5 separate regions of the Homo sapiens genome follow, and regions 1, 3, 4 and 5 are each linked to region 2. The links are chromatin contacts, found by Hi-C or POLR2A ChIA-PET in ENCODE. All regions are on one chromosome and are shown on one strand. The core of a region is the stretch at or near the end of the contact, and the rest is flanking DNA. Distances in the headings are between cores, read along the strand shown. Region 1 holds the start of CHCHD5 (coiled-coil-helix-coiled-coil-helix domain containing 5). Region 2 holds the start of PSD4 (pleckstrin and Sec7 domain containing 4). Region 3 overlaps LINC02936 (long intergenic non-protein coding RNA 2936). Region 4 overlaps FBLN7 (fibulin 7). Region 5 holds the start of TTL (tubulin tyrosine ligase).

What was found. A loop is a pair of places that touch in the nucleus more often than their neighbours do. ChIA-PET counts read pairs that join two places held with the same protein, here RNA polymerase II (POLR2A). Pooled maps may share reads with other maps.
Region 1: a loop to region 2 is called in a pooled map, with 9 times the contacts of the local background. The contact joins the promoter of CHCHD5 here to the promoter of PSD4 in region 2. A Hi-C loop is called at or near these places in 2 of 37 single-sample maps with no recorded cell type and 9 of 50 pooled maps.
Region 3: a loop to region 2 is called in a pooled map, with 9 times the contacts of the local background. The contact joins the enhancer-like site here to the promoter of PSD4 in region 2. A Hi-C loop is called at or near these places in 8 of 37 single-sample maps with no recorded cell type and 5 of 50 pooled maps. POLR2A ChIA-PET finds 5 or more read pairs at or near these places in 1 of 52 experiments (activated T-cell).
Region 4: a loop to region 2 is called in a map of CD8-positive, alpha-beta T cell, with 8 times the contacts of the local background. The contact joins the enhancer-like site here to the promoter of PSD4 in region 2. A Hi-C loop is called at or near these places in 1 of 168 maps with a recorded cell type or tissue (CD8-positive, alpha-beta T cell) and 6 of 50 pooled maps. POLR2A ChIA-PET finds 5 or more read pairs at or near these places in 1 of 52 experiments (CD4-positive, alpha-beta memory T cell).
Region 5: a map with no recorded cell type shows a loop between it and region 2 (9-fold over the local background). The contact joins the promoter of TTL here to the promoter of PSD4 in region 2. A Hi-C loop is called at or near these places in 1 of 37 single-sample maps with no recorded cell type and 4 of 50 pooled maps. POLR2A ChIA-PET finds 5 or more read pairs at or near these places in 1 of 52 experiments (activated naive CD4-positive, alpha-beta T cell).

Annotation. Positions count from the first base shown.
Region 1 is chr2:112,583,201-112,585,900 of GRCh38, forward strand. It overlaps CHCHD5 (coiled-coil-helix-coiled-coil-helix domain containing 5), which reads left to right and starts at 1,409. Exons shown (of 4, transcript NM_032309.4): 1 at 1,409-1,449. The coding sequence starts at 1,448. LOC101927330 (a long non-coding RNA gene) reads right to left here and starts at 2,072. Exons shown (of 2, transcript XR_923204.3): 1 at 1,937-2,072; 2 at 1-1,313. RefSeq lists enhancers at 618-1,817, 1,084-1,835, 1,133-1,302.
Region 2 is chr2:113,172,699-113,175,446 of GRCh38, forward strand. PSD4 (pleckstrin and Sec7 domain containing 4) reads left to right here and starts at 1,273. Exons shown (of 17, transcript NM_012455.3): 1 at 1,273-1,356. It overlaps LOC124907872 (a long non-coding RNA gene), which reads right to left. Exons shown (of 2, transcript XR_007087197.1): 1 at 2,572-2,748. RefSeq lists enhancers at 1-115, 116-616, 846-915, 966-1,135, 1,756-1,845.
Region 3 is chr2:113,692,293-113,694,992 of GRCh38, forward strand. The region is part of intron 1 of LINC02936 (long intergenic non-protein coding RNA 2936); the gene reads right to left. Among named protein-coding and RNA genes, the nearest start is that of LINC02936, 11 kb to the right of the region's middle. RefSeq lists enhancers at 1,149-1,238, 1,679-1,808. Within about 2 kb of position 1,424, at least 5 of the 41 ENCODE cell types and tissues checked have a DNase peak (open chromatin) inside an H3K27ac peak, as active enhancers do.
Region 4 is chr2:112,186,981-112,189,680 of GRCh38, forward strand. FBLN7 (fibulin 7) reads left to right here. Exons shown (of 8, transcript NM_153214.3): 8 at 154-1,238. The coding sequence ends at 526. Among named protein-coding and RNA genes, the nearest start is that of FBLN7, 50 kb to the left of the region's middle. Within about 2 kb of position 1,276, at least 6 of the 41 ENCODE cell types and tissues checked have a DNase peak (open chromatin) inside an H3K27ac peak, as active enhancers do; they include CD8-positive, alpha-beta T cell, where a contact is called at or near this core.
Region 5 is chr2:112,480,773-112,483,472 of GRCh38, forward strand. It overlaps TTL (tubulin tyrosine ligase), which reads left to right and starts at 1,384. Exons shown (of 7, transcript NM_153712.5): 1 at 1,384-1,729. The coding sequence starts at 1,573. RefSeq lists an enhancer at 715-784 and silencers at 1,105-1,494, 2,055-2,154.

The DNA of each region.
Region 1 (2,700 bases), core at 159-2,658, 590 kb before region 2:
ATGTCAAAATGCATCTTTGGGGTATCCGTTTCTGAGTACCAACAAGGGAACGGAATGGGTTAAGATTTCATTCTCTCAGTAGAGGAAAATCTAGGGATTCATTCTACATTTGAAGCCAAAAACAGTTATCTGACTCCTTCCAGAGCCTTTAAATGTTGATCCCTTCCCCTCTTCTCCCATCAAACATACACTTGGAAGTTTAAGAAGAATGGAGGGATCTCAAGGTGTAAAGTTTTCTTTCTGTGCGATGACCAGTGCTGGTCCTCGGATGTCAACTGCCAACCAGGGTAGCTCATGGTTACAACCTCCCGTACAGCTCTCACTTATCCAGAACTACTGAGGCTCCAAGCTCAGTATCAAACTGTTCACTTGCACTATGTCCTCTATGATGTCACTGTCATCATCATTTTACAGACACACTGCGACTCCAAGTGGTCGTTACTAGTTCACAATCAAGTAGCTCTCGTTCATCTTCTCGTTCATCTTCAACTCTATGATTAACTGCAAAATGTTCTGCTCATTTTGACTAGAGTCTTGAAAGATCTGCAAACGAAACGGCAGGACTGATGCTCAGTTCTCTGACCAGGGGATATCCAGTCTCTTATGTGGGGAAACTCACGCCCAGGTCTAACCTCACACTTTTAAGACAGATGAGAAGGAAGGGGGAAATGTTGCTACATTAGGAGGAATTAATTACAAAGAGAGGAAGTAACTAGCTTGATAGTCTCATGGAGTCAGGATTAAACGCCATGTCTGTCCTGGCGTACGCTAAGGGATGGGGAAACGTCTGGGTCCCAGGCTGGGTAAATGGCAGGCCCAAGCCGAATTAGTTCGGCTCTTGGTTTGACTCCCTCTTCCCTCCTGTTCCAAGCGCTCGCATGAACCTGGGTGCCAGGGGGATTATCAGCGTCTGCGCAAGGCCGATGGTGGCAGCGCGGCGTTAGGAATCAGGCCCCCTATCCCTGAGCCCAACAGCCTACCGCTACAGCACCCAACGAAAATGGGAACAACATGTTGAGACGCTGCAGCAACAGCAGGCGCTTCCCACCAGCTACAGTCGGAGATTTGGAGCGCTTGTGTCTGAGGCTCAATCCCGTCAGGTGCCGCGCAACTCAGCGGCGCATTCTCTTTGGACCCGAGGCACCACCATACTTTCCATTGCTTACTTCCGTTAAACCCCGAGCGCTGCCATGGCAAGCCGGAAATAGGGATGAAGCAATTTAGCCAGAAGAGGGCGGAAGTGGCTACTCAGGGCGCCGCCATGACGAGCCGGGCCGGAAGAAGAGGTAGGGCGCCGCCGTGACAGATTAGTCCTAAAGGGAACGGGGTTGTTAGTTCAATTGGCTACCGGAAAAAACCAGGCTGGGCTGGGCGCCGCCATGACAACCGATACCGGAAAAGGCGGGTCGTTCCCCCCGGACAGCCCTACGCCGGCAAAGGTCTCGAGATGTGAGTAGTGAGAGCGCCTACCCCATACGTGCTGCCGCTCCCCTTCTTTTACCCAGTGATCTAGACCTAGTCTAGGACCTCGGGAACTAGGACCAGCCTCCCTCCTTCTTGGAGATCTGACCCTCAGGATTCAGCGCCTTCGCTCACGAGCTCCAACCCTCCGCATGCCCAAGCCCCGCCCTCTAAGCGTTTAGGCCTCGCCCCCTCTCGCGCTGCTTAGGACTTCGGTCCAGTCACTCTTCACCCAATCTCTGCCCCCAGTACCCCAGGTCCGGCCTTCACACTGAAATCCTAAGACTACAGACTTATTTAGGGACCTCTATGACTCCTACACCCATCCTCAGAGCTCCAGGTTCCTCCCCCTTGATCACCAAACTTTACCTTTTGAACCTTCCAGATCTGCCTGGGACCCCAGTCCTCACCTATAGGGTCCACAGACTTGTTCCTAGACCACTCTGACCTTGCCCAGGATTCCCAGAGCACCAACCTCATCCAGGGCTTCCAGACTTCACGCCCCTGGGACCTTGAGTCCCGCACCAGGGCCTTAGGTTTCATCTTGAAGACTCTTTGGCTAAGACACTCTTCCCCAGGACCTGAGACCCCACCTCTTGGAGCTCTAAACCTCACTTTTAGAACCCCCAAACCCATTAAGGGCTCTCAAGCTCTCCCTGGAATTCTAGATCTTTCTTCTAAGGCCCCAAGTCTTCTGTGCATGATCCCCAGGCCTACTGGGGGATGCCTGGATTTCAAGGCCTGTCTTCTAGGACCCTGAAGGCCTACCTTACATTAATCAGACTTTGTTTTAGAACCTCCACTCTCTCCCCAGAAGCTCCCCTCCTGCTTTACAAGCCCCAGGGCTGGGCCTCACCTCTCCACTTCTTTGGCACCATCTCAGGATCCTTCAGATTCCCACATCTGCCCTGAACTCCTAGTCCTACTTCAGACCCAGACCAGAACTCCCTTTCTTTGCGGAGCACCATAGCTTATGCCTGTAATCCTAGCACTTTGGGAGGTCTAAGCAGGGGGATCGCTTGAGCCCAGGGGTTCAATACCAGCCTCGGCAACATAGCAAGACCCTGTCTCTACAAAACATAAAAAATTAGCTGGGCATGGTGGCTCATGCCTGTGGTCCCAGCTACTTAGGAGGTTGGGGCAGGAAGATCACTTGAATCCAGGAGTTGGTGGCTACAGTGAGCTATGATCGTGCCACTGCACTCCAGCCTGGGCCACAGTGAGACCCTGTCTCTAAAA
Region 2 (2,748 bases), core at 23-2,522:
CGTGCATGTGGGTGGGTGACCTGCCCAAAGGTTTGAGCTCTCTCTACCTGCTCCCGTCTCTGCTATCAGGACTCTTGCCAGCGCTTCACCCAGTCTCAGGCTGCATAGGGCAGCGGTGCTGTGTGCCCACATGGGGAGGAGGCCATTTGGGCCCCAGAAGTGGAGAGTCTCGGGATCTGGGGCACGCAGAGTGTGGTGGAGAAGCAGGGTGCACGGGCTCCATGTTGGTATGTTCCTGTGGACTCTGTACCCTGCAGGGAGGGGTGCGGCTGTAGGTGAGCTAGAGCCCGACCCTCTCAACTCTGGGTCAGGGTGGCTGGTCCCCACTGCTGTGTGGACATGCAAGTGAGGGAGTCTCTGGGTCAGCTGGAATCATGAAGACGAGAGTTCAGGGAGGGTGGGAGTGGTGGAGCCTCAGCAGAGAAGTTGACGGTCATTGATGTTGAGGAAGTAGATTGTGTGGAGGGAGGAGAATGGCATGGTGTTTGCGCTCCCCACCAGCCTCACTTACACTTGTGGACACTGCGGCCGGTGTCCTGAGGACGTGTGTTGGGAATTCAGCCACGGGGAATGGAGGTCCCTTGGTTCATATAGTCACAGGCTCTGTATTCTAACCCCAGCTTTGTAATTTTCCAGCTGTGCAACCCTGGGCAGTGGCTTAGCATCTCTGAGCTTGCCTCCAGATCCGGATCTGTATGATGGGGTTATTAATGCTTCATAAAGTAGGTGTGAGGAGGGATTGAGGTACTATTGGGAGAAACTTTGTAACTAAAAGGCAATTGTATCATTTGCATTATTACCAGTGACATGAGACATAGTCACACAAAAATTGAAATGTCATTTGTTTTAAAACCAGAAATTGCCCAACTTAGGGCCCTCCTGTCTCTCACTGGGTGCCCTGCAGGGGACCAAGAGCCAGAGCAAGACTGAGAACCTGGGGCAGAAGCGCAGGGAGGAAGGAGGTGGGGCCTGCTTACCAACCAGGCCTCGGCCCCTTCCCCTTTCAATCCCAGGCCCCTGCATGGCAGGGAGAGGCCAGTTCCACCATGGCAGGTTCTTTCTAGGCTGGTGTGCAGGGTGGGGGCCTCCAAGGAGCAGGGGCATGGGGAAAGGGGCTGCAGGCGCTGGGCCTAGGAAGAGAGGCTCTTATCTTGTGGGCAGGAAGTGTGAGGTGTTGAGCAGCTAGGGAACCCTGGGGAGGCGGCGGGGAGCAGGAGGGGTGTGTGTTGTGGTGAGGAGGAGCGGAAGTCGGAAGCTCCAGCCGTCACAGCCACATTCACTGGGCAAGCCGACTGTGAGCCAGGAAGTGCTCTTGGGGAGCCCAGGCCAAGCCATCCATTCTTGGGTCCTTTGGAGGTGAGCTAAGTGGGTCTGCCTAGGTTGGGGCTGGTGGAACCTGTGGGAGCAGGGAATGTGGAGAGTCACATGTGGGTCCTTGTGGCAGGGGCTGGGGCAGGTGGGCAGGGGAGAGGCGAGGGCTCTGGCAGTGCCGTGTGCACCTGCCATGAGCCTGGGCTAGGCTAGGCCCCTCCTTCCCCCTTCCTGCTCTGTGTCCCGTCCCCCTCCTCCCTCAGCCTACCCCTCCTCATCTGACCCTTCTCTGATTCCCTGCCCTGGCCCCACGGACCTCTGTTGTTTCCCTTCCCTGGCTCCCCGCAGAGCCTCTGGAGGTCTGCAATAGTGAAGGGTGAAGGAAGCTCCTTGCTAATCCTCTTGTGAGTGTCACTGCGTCCCCAGTGACTGCTCTGGCTGAGTACCCAGTGGGGGCTTTTGTGGCCAAAGGTCCCAAGTGATTCTCGACCCTAGACTCTGGAGAGAGGGAGTCTGGAAGGCCTGGGTTTGGGGTGGGGGTGGCTCTGGGTGTGGTTGCTGCAGGAGCTCAGAGTCAACTTGGCCATCAGGGGGCTCCCAGCTTCATCTTGCCTTCCAGGACCATCCTGGAGAAGCTCGAGGAGAGGTAAGGGGACCCTCCTTACTGGTTTAGCTCTGGCTTAGGCCTGTTGTCCTGATGGGCAACAGGAACCACTGAACTCTCAAAGTGTGCCTGTGTAGGAAACTAAGGCCCACTGTAGTCATTATTGTTATAGTGAAGGTAGCTGCATGGAGGGAAAGTCCCCTGACACTGCCATTCCCCCCTTATTCCAGGGCCTAAAATTCCACAGTTGAAGTCACTCCTCTGCTAGAATGCAGGGAAGGGTGGCCTGTCATTAGCTGATGATAAATACTCCTCCGTTCATTGGACCTTGGACCAGCTTTAAAAAGTGGTCCCCAAGCAGGCCTGTCTCCCAGCTGCCTAGGACTCTAGAGCATCCCGTGGCCCCCTCCTCCTACAGACAAGGAACCGCCTAGCATGGGGATCAGAACACAGGCTGCTGAGCTCTTTGTTGGGGAAGGGGGAGAGACCCACAGAAGGGGTGAGGGATGTGGGGTGAGAGGACCCAGGGAGGAGAGGCCCAGCCTGGCCCCAGCCCCCTAGGGGTCTTTGTCCTCCCCAGGCAGCAGCTGTACTGGGTCCCCTTTGTCATTCTGTCCCTACCCCCGTGATCTCTCCCCTGGATACTCTCTGCCTACCTCAGACCGCCATCCTCTGCTCCCTTCCTGAGCCTCTGCTGGCCTCACCACAGGCCTTCAGTAGCACTGTCTTCTCTCTCTCTCTCTCTCTCTGTGTGTGTGTGTGTGCGTGCAAATTTGCATGATGGCTCTTTCTGTGTGGGCAGGATGTGGGGCCTTCTCGAGTCATTTCTCTCA
Region 3 (2,700 bases), core at 174-2,673, 520 kb after region 2:
TAAAAATGTGTAAAGGATTTTAGTAGACATATCACCTAAGAAGATATATAAATGGCTAACACATGAAAAATGTTCCAAATAATTAATCATTAGGGAAATGCAACTAAAACCAGAATAACGTACATTCAGTTCATACCCACTAAAATGCCTATAATTAAGAGATTGACAATACCAAGTATTGACAAGTATGTGTTGGTAAGATTTTAAAATGACATAGTCATTTGGAAAATAGTTTGAAAGTGTGTTAAAAAGTTAAACCTGTACTTAACAAACGATCCATCAATTTCACTCCTAAGTATCTATGAAGAGAATTGAAGGTTTATGTCTACCTAAAAGCGTACATGGGGGTGTTTGAAGCCACATTATTCATAATAAGTAAAAACTGAAAATAATTCAAATATCCATTAACTGGTGCATAGATAAAGTAAACTATCCATTAACTGGTGCATAGTAGATCTGTACAATGGAATCCCTAGCAGCAGCGAACCAAGGCTTCAAAGTTCCCTAGTGGTTTCTTTGCCCTCACTGCTGCATGCCACAAAAAGACCATGCTATGAAAAGACCAACATCTCCAAGCATAGCTGTAGATGACTTTGCTTTCACTTCTGGTTACAACTGAACTTACTCATTCTTTGTCTTCTAAAGAAGCCATTCATTTCTTGAGAACTTTTCTGGTGTTTGGTTCCAGAATCTGTCTTTTAGATGACAATTTTTTTTCTTCAGAGTTAGACACAGACTCCATGGCATTTTACTATATTTATAGCGTATTTTTATTATAGTTATGAAATCAGTTTTTTTCTTTTTAATGGAGTTCTTTTTCAAGTTTGATTTTTTCTTTTTTCTTTTCTTTTTTTTTTGTGTGTGTGTTTGTTTGTTGAGACAGGGTTTCACTCTGTCACCTAGGCTGGAGTGCAGTGGCATGACCTCAGCTCACTGCAACCTCCACCTCCTGGGTTCAAGCCATTCTCCTACCTTAGCCTCCAGAGTAGCTGGGACTAGAGGTAGGCACCACTACGCCTGGCTAATTTTTGTATTTTTTTGTAGAGACAGGGTTTCACCATGTTGGTCAGGCTGGTCTTGAACCCCTGACCTCAAGTGATCCACCCACCTTGGCCTTCCAAAATGCTGGGATTACAGGCGTGAGCTACTATGCCCAGCCCCGAATTTGATTTTATTATACCAATATTATCTTCTCCCCCTCCCACAGTTCCCCAAACACTTCTCTACACACTCTGGTCTGGCACAGTTTCAAATTTGTGGAGTTGATATCTGGGGCTCCTACTGGAAGGAGGATAAAAACAGAAGGAATTTGGCACGGGGCTCCTCCATCTTCCACGCATGCGGCATTTGTTCTGAGAATGTCAGCTCCCTCACAGTGCATGTCAGAATGGCATGCCAGCATGGGCCTCTGGTCTAGCACACAGAAAGGGTGAAGAGTACACATGGTGACCATTGTCACTTTGCAGATTTCCTGCCTCCCACTCACATGTCTGAGACCAGTTTTGCTACTGTTGCACCGCTAACCACAGAAGCCAGAAAGGGAAACGACTTTCTTTCTTTTCTTCTTTTTTTTTTTTTTTTTTTGAGATGGAGTCTCACTTTGTCGCCAGGCTGGAGTGCAGTGGCACGATCTCGGCTCACCGCAACCTCCAACTCCCTGGTTCAAGCTATTCTCCTGCCTCAGCCTCCCAAGTAGCTGGGATTACAGGCATGCACCACCACACCCAGCTAATTTGTGTATTTTTAGTAGAGACAGGATTTCACCACGTTGGCCAGGCTGGTCTTGATCTCCTGACTGTGTGATCCACCCGCCTTGGCCTGTCAAAGTGATGAGATTACAGGCGTGAGCCACTGAGCCCAGCCAGGGAAAATAAGTTTTCAATAGAGAATTTTCTATTAAGGAAGAGAGTGTTCTTTCAGCAAAGACAGGCTTTAGCCACACCTGTTTTTATAAGGATTTGAGGGGAGGGAAATATGCCAAGAGACAACTTCAGAAGTTTATAAAGACAAGAGCGACCTCTCCAAAACAGCTAGGAGAGTGGGTCTTTAGTGGTGAGGTCTTCATCTCTGTCTGATCTCTCTAGGCTGAAGGAAAGATGTGAATTTGCTGTGAAGGGATATTCTCCTCAAGGACACTTACCATCTGTTTCCTGGGGATAGGAAGGTAAGTCATCAGTGTCAAGAACCTTACTGGTAAAACAATAAAACAATGTATTCATTCGGATTTGTGCTCTTTAAGTGAGAGGGGTTCTAGAACAGCCTTTCTGTCTGGACCCCTTGATGGTAAACCATCCCGTGTGAGGTCTGCTCTTTACTGTGTGGACGAGGCCAGGGCTGTTATTTGACATCCGTGGCCACAGCCCACAGTCTAACGTCGGCCAGCTCCGGTGTGATTGTACTTAGTACATCAGTAGTCATGAGAAAACTGGCTAAGAAAACACAGAGCTTCAACTGGAACAAAATATTATACGTGCAACACCCATGACCGTGTGGCTGTTTTATCCCCATTGCTCCTTTCTTTTCTGCAGAAGGTTCTTTTTAAATTTTAACGTATATTTGTCCAATTGTTTGGTAATGCATTTCCATGTTTTCAGAAATAGTGAATCAAATCTGGACTGGAACAACACTCCCTCACTTACCTCCTGCACCCAGCGCCTGCCTCGCTGTGGGAATGCCCCATCCTTGGTGTCTTAAAATTTG
Region 4 (2,700 bases), core at 26-2,525, 990 kb before region 2:
GTCCACAGCTCCATAGCTCCTGGGTGAAGGACCCGTGGCTGGGAAAGGTCATCTAGGTGGCCTCTGCAAGAGGGCAGGTGGGCAGCCGGGTCAGAGCAGCTCTTCATGAGACTCCCCAAGGCTGACTGCCTCCATTTTGCCTCTCCGCTCCAGCCAGTGTGAGCGGAACCCCTGCCCCATGGACAGCAGGCCCTGCCGCCATCTGCCCAAGACCATCTCCTTCCATTACCTCTCTCTGCCTTCCAACCTGAAGACGCCCATCACGCTCTTCCGCATGGCCACAGCCTCTGCCCCCGGCCGAGCTGGGCCCAACAGCCTGCGGTTTGGGATCGTGGGTGGGAACAGCCGCGGCCACTTTGTGATGCAGCGTTCAGACCGGCAGACTGGGGATCTGATCCTTGTGCAGAACCTGGAGGGGCCTCAGACGCTGGAGGTGGACGTCGACATGTCGGAATACCTGGACCGCTCCTTCCAGGCCAACCACGTGTCCAAGGTCACCATCTTTGTATCCCCCTATGACTTCTGAGGGTACACAGGGGCACTGGGGTGTGGAGAGCTGACCTCATTTCTCTTCCCCGAAGGCTCAGCTTCGGGCACCGACTGCGTGGAGCCTCCCGCCTGTTCCCGCCCTCTCACCAGTGCACCCAGGCTTCTAGGGCAGCGTTGCACGGCGCCCCATGGAATAGCACGGAAGAGCAGCCACAAAACTCAACTGCTGCCATCACTCTTTTTTTTTTTCTGCTTTGAGGCCCTTCCCTTAGATTATGCACTAACTTTCTTAAAACTTTTTCATCCAGGGGATGGGTGGCTTTCCAAAATGCTGTGCAAATGGCCTTGTGAGTTTGAACTAGCTGGGGAGAGAAAAGGTGGCAATGTGTGTCAGGTGACTATCAGCCCTTCTGCCTTTTTGTAGCCAGGCTTGCTATGAATGAAACGGTTCTAGTCGTGCGGGGGGCCCTAGTCATGCCTCTGCGCATGTGGCATAGGAAGTGGAGTCTCCTCCCATGACCCAGCACGTTGTTCTTATCTGCCTTTTCCTCTGTGACATGCCTGCCTGCCTGCCTTCTCATCAGAGAGTCACAGGAGGGCCTTAAACCCCACGCAGATCCTTCTAGACCAAGGACCCATTGTTAAAAGCATGGATTCTGCCTGAGTTACTTCCCTTTTGAGAAATCATATCTCAAATACATAACCTGGTAATATAACTGAAAAAATAAAAGTGATTGCTCCTTCCTGCCCGCCTGACTTCTACCTGAGCATGAGACAGCCCACTTCCTTCTAGGAGGGGGTGGCTGACTCTCTTCCTGTCTGGGTTGGATACACTGGAATAAATGAGTCAGAGAACACAGAGGTGATGTTTGGGACTGTTCCACATTATAAATTTGTTTTGACCACATGGGAGATTGGTAAGGACAATACCTGGCCGTGGAGAGTTTAGGAAAATGCTTGAGTTGTCATAGATTCCATGGCCTTTTGTTTCTGATGAATTCACTACAGGGTGACGCCCTCCAGGTGATCAAAGAGAGAAAACACTGGCCAGAGCTGAGTGGGGTGTGGTAGGATGGGGTATGGGGTAGGGTGGGGAAGATCATTCAAGCTAAAACTTAAGAGGTAGCGAAGCTGTAAGAAAGTTTCATTATCTAATTACATGTCAAGCTGCTGGTGAGATTTCCTCACACATATTTTATTTAAATCTTTGTATTTGCCCTGGTATGAGATGGAGCCAGAAGTGTGTCACTAGTTCAATGATCAAGCCCTACATCAAGATGGTTTCTAAGATGGTTTATTCTTGTACTGTTGTTTGGACAAAGGTTGAGACACAGTCAAGAGTTGCTTTTGAAATGTTTCTTCTCCCATGGGCTCAGCTGCGATCTCTAACAACAGAAAAAGGACATGCAAACTAAAGTTACAAGACTTCATTAAAACATTATCCACAGCCTTATGTTTCTAAATGTAGCTATGCTGGGCCAGAAGCCTGCACACCACCCAGTCCCATGTGCACAACACCAGGCGGAAGAGTCTAAGGGCCTGGCCAGGTTCCTGAATGGGAGATGTCACAGCTGTGGGCTAGGGACAGCCCACACATCACACACATCATATGTGAGATATGATGACATATGATGTGGGATATATGTGGGATATATTGAGATATGATGTGTTCAGGGGGACAAGCCTCTCACATGCCAGAAGGTGGGGAGTGTTTGGGGAGTCTCCAGAGCAGGTGCCCTCTAAACTGGTATATGATAGGGCTTTGATGCCAAACAGCCCAGTTTAAAGCAACAATTTCCATCACCAAGATCTGCCGTCATCAAACCTGCTTCCCACTGATGAAATCACGCACCCAGCCCCGGTGCCCACAGCACCAAAGTACAAATGGCTGACTGCTTAGGATGTGGATGATGGCTGTGGACAATGATGGCTGGGCACTTCTTGTGGATGATGTGGATGATGGGTCTTTTGTGGATAATGGCTGGGCACTTCTCCCTGTGGAGTGTCTTGTTCTCTATATGCTCTCTCCTCACTCTCCTCTATGGAATCAACTTTTCTTTTGTCCTTTCAGAGCTCCACTCTGTACTAAGAGTAACTACTGGTTAACCAGAATTCATTTGCACCCCTTTCCAGGTAATATAGTTTCATATTATTTGAGGGAGGGGCTTTAAGACTTTTTATCATGCAAAGTTGCAAACATATGCAAAAGTA
Region 5 (2,700 bases), core at 134-2,633, 690 kb before region 2:
TGGACGTCACTTTCAAGGTGATCAGCCGTGAAGAGCGGCAAACACAGCGTCTTGGCTCGAGTTCCCCCAAACGGTGCCCCCTGGAACAAGAATTTGAGCACGAGTACAGTAGTTTTTTTGGGAGGTGATCCCAGGAAACATCGGTAGTCAGGGAAAGGAAGGAAGCCAACAGAAGATGCCCTGATGAGCAAGTTGCAGCTGTGGACAACCGCAGCCGTGGCCTACAGAGGACCACCGCAATACGCCTAGGACACACGCCTCCCCGCAGGGCACGTGCGGAGGGCGAGAGGGCCAGGGCATTCTCGACCAACTCTATCCCTCGTGGAGGGAGAGCAGCTGGGAAGGAGTGCAAGCACCCAGCACCTCTAAGTCTGCCCCATTTCTGCTCTGAGCGGGCTCTCCACAGCCAGCGGTTGCCTGCAGGTGGAGCCGGTGCGCAAGACAGGCGAGTGAGCGCCTGGCGGCCCCGTGGAATCTGGGCAACGATGGGAAGGAGAAGGGCGCTTTTACAATGTGCTCGGGTAGATACCGTGAGCATCGGGGGACAGGAAGGGGAGAGGCCCCAGGGTGTTCTTTATCTACAGGAGAGTAAAAGATGCAAGGCGCAGGGCTGATGTGGGTAATTTATGAGGGACTGTAGGAAGTTTGGGGGAGCTCTGATGATCATTGCCTTCTCTTTGTATCTCAAATGCAGCAGCACAGTCTTCAGAGTGGGCTATCAGAACCGAAGGGACTTTTAAGAGCCACTCTCCGCCGCTCATAAGGGGAAATCGAGGTCCGGAGAAGGGAAAGCAAGTGGCTGAATGCCGGTAAAAGGCAGGAAAAGAGCGGAGCCCAGGGCTCCAGGGGGTCGGTTTGGGACCTGCTTCCACCAGCAGAGTCTAAGGTCATCCCCTTGGCCGTGCGCCACCCTGGGCTCAGCCGAAGGAAGGAGCACTCGACACAAACAAAACCGACGCTCCGGGTCTCCGTAGTCGTTAAGCAAAGAGGAAGAGGAAGCGCTTCTTCATTAGGCCACAGGACCGGGCCTTAGAACTTTTGGGTTTTATCCATTAAAGGTCCTTTGGCAATAGAAGAAAAACCCAGATCGAGCCCTGCAAACTGGGATCTTCCGCCGGCACCGCCCCCCGGCTGCGACCCGGGGCTCGGAAAGAACCACCCCAGGCCCGGGCTCCGGTTCCACCGCACAGTCCGCCCGCTGCGGTAAAGCCGCGCCCACCGCCGCGGGTCTCCAACCCTGCGCCGCCGCCGCCCCCGGGGGAGGGTACGGAAAGGGCGCGGCGCCGCCGCCCACGGGCTCCTCCAGAGCGCGGCGGGGCCGGGCCGCGCGGAATCACGGGACAGAGGCGGGGCCGCGCCGGCGGGGGCGGGCGTGCGAGCGGCGCTTTCCTCTCCGGCACCCGGCGGGCGCCCGGGCGCGGCGCCGCCGGCACCCGAGAGGCGCGGTAGCCGGCGCGGGCGGCGGGGGCCGGGCCGCGGCGGGCGCCCGGGCGGGGTCCGCGCTGAGCCGCCTTCTCGGCCGCCTGGTCCCTGCGGCGGCTGCCCGGCGGCCCGGGCGCGCGGCGCTTCGCCATGTACACCTTCGTGGTACGCGATGAGAACAGCAGCGTCTACGCCGAGGTCTCCCGGCTGCTCCTCGCCACCGGCCACTGGAAGAGGCTGCGGCGAGACAACCCCAGATTCAACCTGATGCTGGGAGAGAGGAATCGGCTGCCCTTCGGGAGACTGGGTGAGCCCCTCCCCGATTCCCGTCTGCCCTCCTCGGAGCGGCCCTGCGCGCCTCCCGCGGCCCGTTAGAACCGGCGCTTTTGTTTTTAAAGGTCATACATTTTCTCCTCTGTCGCTTGTCGGGCACATCAGAAACGGATTCGGAAAGATCGAAACCTGTCGTTTTTAATGCTTTCTTGTCTCCTAACTTGGATTTAGAGTCGGAGTCGCGGTGCGGCCACTCGGGGCCGCAGCTACCTCCCGACGGTGACCGGTCCCTGCAGCCCGGGAGACGCTGGCCGCCGGGGCTGGGACCTGAGGCGCGAGTCTAGCGGCTCCCCCGGGCCGAAGCCCCCAGATTTGGCGGGTCCGCCGCGCTGGGCGCGGCTCCGCAGAGCGGGCGGCTGGAGTCATCTTTTGCAGCTCGTCTGCACTGAGGATTTCTCCCTGCTTGGCGTGGGCGCGGGCGGGGGAGCCGTAGGTGTTGAAACCCCTGAGGCTTCTGCCCCCCGAAGGCGCGGAGGAGCGATCAGAGGATTTGGAAAAGACCCCCGGATTCCAAAAGCAGGAGCTGCAGAAGAGACCCTAGCCCAGGGAAGTGTGGAGGGATGTCTGATTATAAACCTTTCCTTAGTTTCACCAAATAATGTGTTTTCGCAGTTCTGCATTGGATTAAGATCTTACACGAGGCTGCGTTCGCCCTCCCTGTCTTCCCTGCTCTCCCCGAGGGAATTACCTTCATCCACATGGTTGAAGCTGGCTGGGCACCACCATACCCACATGTCCACGGGTAGGAAAGCGCAGGAGATAGGAGGGGACTAGCGGCTCCTTTGTAAGTGATGTCATCCAGAAGTTGCCCAGATCGGTTCAACTCACATCCTATTGACCTGAGCATAGTCTCATGGCCTCCCTCTCTGCACAGTCATCTGGGAATTGCATCTTCTCTCCGGGGAGCCATGTTCCTTGCCAGAATTCACCAGAGGTGGGGGCCAA